Linked DNA regions of Homo sapiens: region 1 is linked to region 2. A link is an interaction called in ENCODE POLR2A ChIA-PET data of the cell type or tissue named here. Cell type or tissue: endothelial cell of umbilical vein. All regions are shown on one strand.

The links. Peaks named below come from ENCODE experiments on the same cell type or tissue, not always from the same donor. Only the 100,000 strongest peaks of a DNase experiment are listed, where the experiment ranks them.
Region 1: POLR2A ChIA-PET joins it to region 2 with 7 read pairs; 3 of 35 experiments call an interaction of 5 or more read pairs at or near these places.

What each region holds. Positions count from the first base shown.
Region 1 is chr3:161,136,653-161,140,652 of GRCh38, reverse strand. No RefSeq gene overlaps it. Among named protein-coding and RNA genes, the nearest start is that of B3GALNT1, 33 kb to the right of the region's middle. In endothelial cell of umbilical vein, no CTCF peak of the experiment used is centred here; a DNase peak (open chromatin) is centred at 2,082.
Region 2 is chr3:161,082,735-161,086,734 of GRCh38, reverse strand. B3GALNT1 (beta-1,3-N-acetylgalactosaminyltransferase 1 (Globoside blood group)) reads left to right here. Exons shown (of 5, transcript NM_003781.4): 5 at 1-2,852. The coding sequence ends at 976. Among named protein-coding and RNA genes, the nearest start is that of B3GALNT1, 21 kb to the left of the region's middle. In endothelial cell of umbilical vein, no CTCF peak of the experiment used is centred here; a DNase peak (open chromatin) is centred at 2,234; H3K27ac peaks cover 426 bases.

The DNA of each region.
Region 1 (4,000 bases), 54 kb before region 2:
CAAGGAGGACTTCTAACTCCTCATGTCTTAGGAGGGACTCTAATCTTCCTAAGTTAGGCCTCTAACCCAAGTTCAGACCAGCATCCTTGTGCTTTACCAAGAGGGGCCTTTTAACCCTCTCTGTCTTACAAGGGGCTTTAACCCTCCTAAGTTGGACCTTTAACCCAACTTTGTCCCAAGATAAAATGTACCCCACCAATTTCCCAACATCAGCCAATTGGTGCTGCAGTCTATTTCCCTTGGGTCGGGGATCTCTTCAGTATGGTCCCTTTGCAGTTCACCATGGAAGAGAAAAGTCCTGATCCTGACGCCAAGAGAGAGTTCTTGGATCTTGCAAGAAAGAATTCAGGGTGAGTCCACAGAGTAAAGTGAAAGCAAGTTTATTAAGAACGTAAAGGAATAAAAGTGTGGCTACTCCATAGACAGAGGAGGGCATTCCTGAAAGTGAGAGGAAGAACCACGTCCACCTTAGGTACAATGCTTGCTTATATATAAGATAATAAAGCAAAAAATCATGGGAGAAATATGCCCTACTACAAGGGCTTGTGACAAAGAATTGTTAATCTTTGTGTAATTACCGTCTTCTGTAAAAATCTGTATTATTATCTTTAATGCAAAACTTATTCTTAGAACTATAAATGCTTTTGTTCTTAAGATATCAGGACATCAGGACATTTCCTGGGCCTGTTATTTCCTGGATCTGTTTAGCCCTGGGTCTGTTCAGTAAACATTATTAACCTGTTCCCTTAACTGTAAACATCCTGTGACTAAGAATGCCTAATGAACGCCCTGGAAAAGCAGCCCAGCAGGTCTCAGCCTCATTTTACCCAGTCCCTATTCAAGATGAAGTCACTCTGGTTCAAACGCCTCTGACAATTTTATAGACATGTTCCTATCTTTAAAAAGTAGCTGCTGCTCAGTTCTAGCAAATATATGTTCTGCCAGAATGTAGATTCAATATTGCTAGCTTTTCCAATTTTCCAAGAGACATTAGAAATTTATGCTTTTATATGTAATCTCCTGACTTTTAACACATTCATGTATTTTTAAACCAGTGTGGACCAGACAAGGTATGCCACCAAGTAGTACACACCAGTCTGCAAGCTCTATCTTAGAACATGAGGGTGGGTCATTTATATCCAAGGATCAAAGAAAACAGACCCTGGCTTGCTTAAGGAGCCTTAGGCAGGCCTTCAGCTAGGATAAAGGTTAATACAGGTCCAAATCCCTTGGGACCAGACAGGCTTTTGGGATTCAGAAGTTTTCAGATTTTTTTTAACTTTTTAGCTCTATGGGGCCCATGCCATGTAGCATGCTAAGAGAACTCTGAGGCAGAACCTTATTAACAAACCCATTGATATTTCTGAAGCAAAACATAAATATTCAGAATTCAAGTGACATAAGAGTATAAAAAACATATACACCATGGAATACTATGCAGCCATAAAAAAGGATGAGTTTATGTCTTTGCAGGGACATGGATGAAACTGGAAACCATTATTCTCAGCAAAGTAACACAAGAAGAGAAAACCAAACACCACATGTTCTCACTCACAAGTGGGAGTTCAACAATGAGAACACATGGACACAGGGAGGGGAACATCACACACCAGGGCCTGTTGGGGGGTGGGGGTCTGGGGGAGGGATAGCATTAGGAGAGATACCTAATGTAAATGATGAGTTTATGGGTGCAGCTAACCAACATGGCACATGTATACCTATGTAACAAACCTGCATGTTGTACACATGTACCCCAGAACTTAAAGTATAATAAAAAAAAAAGTGTAAAAAATATCAAGTAAGTTCTAGTCAAGTTTTGCCACCAAATGAGATAGTTGCAAACTTATGAAAAAAATAACTTTCCAAAAGCATTGGGATTTCAGAATTATTGACAGGTAATAATGTGAACCAATTATAAGGAGACAAGTGAGGACTGACTACATACTTTGTTAATGAATCGACTTATAGAGAATTTATGCCTGATGACCTCTACCCTTTGGAAACTATTTTTGTATCCTTGATAACTGGGGACATACCTGCTTTCTCCCCTTTGGCCTCAGGGGGAGGCAGTGTTTTGCCCTTTACCATTGTTCCCCAAGCACGGGCAGGCCCATTTCTTAATTTCCTAGGCATATCTGAGACTGGCTGGCAGGAAGCTTAGCACAATGAGTTACTTCCAATTGCTGTTAAAAATGACTTTGCTCAGGGCCGGGTGCGGTGGCTCATGCCTGTAATCCCAGCACTTTGGGAGGCCGAGGCAGGCGGATCATCTGAGGTCGGGAGTTCGAGACCAGCCTGACCAACATGGAGAAACTCCACCTCTGCTAAAAATACAAAATTAGCTGGGCGTGGTGGTGCATGCGTGTAATCCCAGCTACTCAGGAAGGCTGAGGCAGGAGAATCGCTTGAACACGGGAGGCGGAGGTTGCCAGGGGCCGAGATCGCGCCATTGCACTCCAGCCTGGACAACAAGAGCGAAACTCTGTCTCAAAAAAAAAAAAAAAAAAAAAAAAAATGACTTCGCTCCGATGCACCACCCCCAGTTCTGTATTTGAGACCAACCTCGATTGCCTCCCTATTTGACTCTCATCTATCTTCATGCCTCAAGGTTCTTGCCAGACTCTCAATAAGGACCTAAACAAGAAAAAGGGTCTCCTTTCCCTCTGGTTTCTGCTCTTCCTCCATCTCAATTTTTGCACACCAGTAATTTATAACTACTACTCAGGTGGATGATTGTGGAATTATGTCTCCTTTTAAAAGATGCACCACCCTAACCCTCAGTGTTATGGTTACCCTGAGCTCCACCTCTCAGGACAATTACAAATAACGGCCGCCAAATCAATAACAACATTGTGAGTTATCCAATCTTAGTGGGCATAACCACAACCCATGCTGTGCTAAACTGGACTAAGTCCAGGTCACTTTTTTAAAGCCCCATAGGATGATCAGGCATGCCTATCTCTACAGTAGCTTTAGGGCTTCTGCTCCTGATTCTCTGTGATTTACTACATAAAGAACATATACACATCTCCAGCAATAAAAAACCAACCCAAAACAATAAAAATCCAAATATAGAAAATAATCCTTTCTCCTGTGGAAGATACAAAGCTGCAGGGACTTGGCTTTGCTGCTGACAGACATGGATTTACATTACAAAATAAAGCACTTGGCTTAGCTTCTCAACCTAAGCACCTTTACTCGGGTGACTTCACTTTCTCTCAGGAACAATTGTTTTTGGTCTCTAGAGGTAGGAGTGTCCCAAAAGACATATATCCAAGATAGACAGAAGTCTCTTCTTTCAGTGAAGATTTGTGGTTGAAAAATCTCTTTAAAAAGCGCTTCTCCCATTTCTGGGCTATTACATGTTCATAAAGATCAGCATACTATCTCAACATATTTTGTGCATGTGTGCATATGCACATGCATGTGAGTGTGTACTATATTGTAATTGTACATGGAAAATAAAATTCTAAGCCCGACAGCTGACTGAATGGATCCACTCTTGGCCAAGGGGATCCCAGAGAAAGCTGAAAAACTATTTCAGCCTACGATGGGAATGGGGGGTAGTACATGGCTCCCCTTGGAGCTTAGGCACAACTGACCAGCATTAACACAAAAATAGAGATCATAAGATGAATAAGACAAACTCTTTGTAGCAATAAGATACTGAACTCCAACTTGATACTGGTATAGCATCACATGACAGATAACAGGCCCTAAATATATGTTTTAATTTCTTTCTTCCTTTGTTACTTTATTTTTCATTTATTTATTTATTTTTTAGAGACAGTATCCTGCTCTTGTCACCCAGGCTGAAATGCAGTGGCATGATCATAGCACACTGAACCCTCAAAGTCCTGGGCTTAAGAGATCCTCCCACCTCAGCCTCCTGAGTAGTTGGACGGCATATGCCACCATGCTCAATTAATTTTTAAAAAATTTTTGTAGAAATAGGGGTCTCATTATGTTGCTCGGGTTGGTCTCAAACTCCTGGCCTCAA
Region 2 (4,000 bases):
TGTCCTTCCGAGTAGGATGTCACTGAGATCCCTCAAATGGAGCCTCCTGCTGCTGTCACTCCTGAGTTTCTTTGTGATGTGGTACCTCAGCCTTCCCCACTACAATGTGATAGAACGCGTGAACTGGATGTACTTCTATGAGTATGAGCCGATTTACAGACAAGACTTTCACTTCACACTTCGAGAGCATTCAAACTGCTCTCATCAAAATCCATTTCTGGTCATTCTGGTGACCTCCCACCCTTCAGATGTGAAAGCCAGGCAGGCCATTAGAGTTACTTGGGGTGAAAAAAAGTCTTGGTGGGGATATGAGGTTCTTACATTTTTCTTATTAGGCCAAGAGGCTGAAAAGGAAGACAAAATGTTGGCATTGTCCTTAGAGGATGAACACCTTCTTTATGGTGACATAATCCGACAAGATTTTTTAGACACATATAATAACCTGACCTTGAAAACCATTATGGCATTCAGGTGGGTAACTGAGTTTTGCCCCAATGCCAAGTACGTAATGAAGACAGACACTGATGTTTTCATCAATACTGGCAATTTAGTGAAGTATCTTTTAAACCTAAACCACTCAGAGAAGTTTTTCACAGGTTATCCTCTAATTGATAATTATTCCTATAGAGGATTTTACCAAAAAACCCATATTTCTTACCAGGAGTATCCTTTCAAGGTGTTCCCTCCATACTGCAGTGGGTTGGGTTATATAATGTCCAGAGATTTGGTGCCAAGGATCTATGAAATGATGGGTCACGTAAAACCCATCAAGTTTGAAGATGTTTATGTCGGGATCTGTTTGAATTTATTAAAAGTGAACATTCATATTCCAGAAGACACAAATCTTTTCTTTCTATATAGAATCCATTTGGATGTCTGTCAACTGAGACGTGTGATTGCAGCCCATGGCTTTTCTTCCAAGGAGATCATCACTTTTTGGCAGGTCATGCTAAGGAACACCACATGCCATTATTAACTTCACATTCTACAAAAAGCCTAGAAGGACAGGATACTTTGTGGAAAGTGTTAAATAAAGTAGGTACTGTGGAAAATTCATGGGGAGGTCAGTGTGCTGGCTTACACTGAACTGAAACTCATGAAAAACCCAGACTGGAGACTGGAGGGTTACACTTGTGATTTATTAGTCAGGCCCTTCAAAGATGATATGTGGAGGAATTAAATATAAAGGAATTGGAGGTTTTTGCTAAAGAAATTAATAGGACCAAACAATTTGGACATGTCATTCTGTAGACTAGAATTTCTTAAAAGGGTGTTACTGAGTTATAAGCTCACTAGGCTGTAAAAACAAAACAATGTAGAGTTTTATTTATTGAACAATGTAGTCACTTGAAGGTTTTGTGTATATCTTATGTGGATTACCAATTTAAAAATATATGTAGTTCTGTGTCAAAAAACTTCTTCACTGAAGTTATACTGAACAAAATTTTACCTGTTTTTGGTCATTTATAAAGTACTTCAAGATGTTGCAGTATTTCACAGTTATTATTATTTAAAATTACTTCAACTTTGTGTTTTTAAATGTTTTGACGATTTCAATACAAGATAAAAAGGATAGTGAATCATTCTTTACATGCAAACATTTTCCAGTTACTTAACTGATCAGTTTATTATTGATACATCACTCCATTAATGTAAAGTCATAGGTCATTATTGCATATCAGTAATCTCTTGGACTTTGTTAAATATTTTACTGTGGTAATATAGAGAAGAATTAAAGCAAGAAAATCTGAAGTATTGTCTTGTTTTTAAAAAATACAGTTCCTAGTGTTTTTAGAAGTCACTTAATTTGTCTCATTTTTCCACCTGGAAATTAGGAATAATGTAGAATGCAAGGCAGTAATTTCCTTTTGGAAAGGACTCTGAAGGCAGAAAAGAAGGGAGAGAACCTCATGGGCAGAATATTATAAAAAGAGTGTCATATTCCAGCATTTGAATTGGAAAGAGAAGAGTGAAGATCCAAGTTGCATTATTAATCTGCCCTGTGTTTTTTCCTTTTAACAATCAGTTTGAGCTGCTGCTGTTATGAGTTTCTCATCAAGATGAAAGCCCTAATATGTAAAGTCAAATCCGATTTAAATTTTGTGCTTTTATAGAAAGAAATTTCTTCATAGACGTGGTGATATATCATTTGTTGGACCTGCTAATAGTAGGTCAAAGGGGAGCACTCCTTGCCCCCTGTTCCTGGGTTTATGCAGTTTTCTTTTTAGAGTTTATATAGGGCAAGTGGTTCTTTTTCTCTGAATTACAGGATGGAAAAAGGTCATATCCTTTGTCAGGAAATATAAACTTGAAAGTATGTAGTCAGCTCTTGTAATACTCATATTTATGATTGTCCTATATGAAAAACAACTTCAGTTAAAACTATAATGTGTGATTCTGTATAACAAGGTGATGTCTGTTTCCCAGGGCTCAGACCTAATCCAGTTATAATAAAATCAATTAAATGAAATATTCTATAGAATCGATCTATGCCCTTGTTAATCTCCATCCATATAGGAGTCACGTTCTTTAAGACAGATGGTGGTAGTTATTTTTGTGGCATGGTTAGATTTGACTGGTTTTGCAGAAGATTACAGTTATGTACTGCATAATGACATATACAATAGTGGTCCCATAAAATTATAATGGAGCAGAAAATCTATTGCCTCATGATGTTTTAGCCGTTTTAATGTCATAGCCTAGTGCATTACTCACGTGTCTGTGGAGATGCTGGTGTAAACAAACCTACTACACTGCCAGTTGTATAAAAGTACAGCACATTCAGTTATGTACAGTATGTAATACTGATAATGACAATAAATGACACCGGTTTGTGTATTTACTTTTTATAATTAGAGTGTTCTATTCCTACTTATTAAAAAAATGTTTAATAGAGCCTTGGGCAGGTCCTTCAGGAGGTATTCCAGAAGAAAGCATTGTTATCATAGGAGATGACAGCTCCATTCATGCTATTTCTCCTGAAGACCTTCCAGTGAGACAAGATGTGGTGATAGAAGACAGTGATACTGATGATCCTGACCCTGTGGGCCTAGGCTAATGTGTGTGTTTGTGTCTTAAGTTTTTAACAAAGTTTAAAAAGTAGAAAAATAAAGTTTAAAATAGGAAAAAACTTACAGAATAAGGATATAAAGATATTTTTGTGCAGTTTTACAAGATGTTTGTGTTTTAAATTTAAGCTAAGTGTCAAAAAACTTTGACAAAAGAGTCAAAGTTTGAAAGTTTGTAAAGTTAAGTTACGGTGAGTTAAGGTTAATTACTGAAGAAAGAAAATTGTTAAATGAATTTAGTGTGGCCTACTTTAAATGTGCCATGTTTGTAAAGTCTACAGTAGTGCACAGTAATGTTTGAGGCCTTCACATTCACCCACCACTCACTTAGTGACTCACACAGAGCAACTTCCACCCCTGCAAGCTCTATTAATGGTAAGTGCCCTCCCTATACAGGTGTACTATTTTTTATCTTTTATACTGTTTGGTTTTTTTTACTGTGCTTTTTCTATTTTAGATACACCAGTACCATTGTGTGACAGTTTCCAACAGTAAGTATTCAGTACAGTAACATTCTGTACAGGTTTATAGCCTAGAAGCGATAGGCTCTACCATGTAGCCTAGGTGTATAGTAGGCTATGCCATCTACGTTTGTGTAAGTACACTCTAATGTTTGCACAACGACAAAATCACCTATTTCTCAGAATGTATCTCCATTGCTAAGTGCCACATTTCTGTATATCGATGTTTGGGAAGCTAACTCAAAACATTTCTAGAGAGAACTTTTAACATAAAAAATAATTCCCTTTCACTTTTAGAAAAGACCAAAAAACAAAAAAAAAACAAACAAGTTTCAGAAGATTGTTTCTTTTGAACTGAAGATTGGTGCCTAAAAGAACCTACAAAGTTAAATGATTAGGAAAACATTAAGAGATTGGGTCATTATATTTTTTGTTTTCAACTATATTAAGCTTTCAGGAAGTAAATATTAG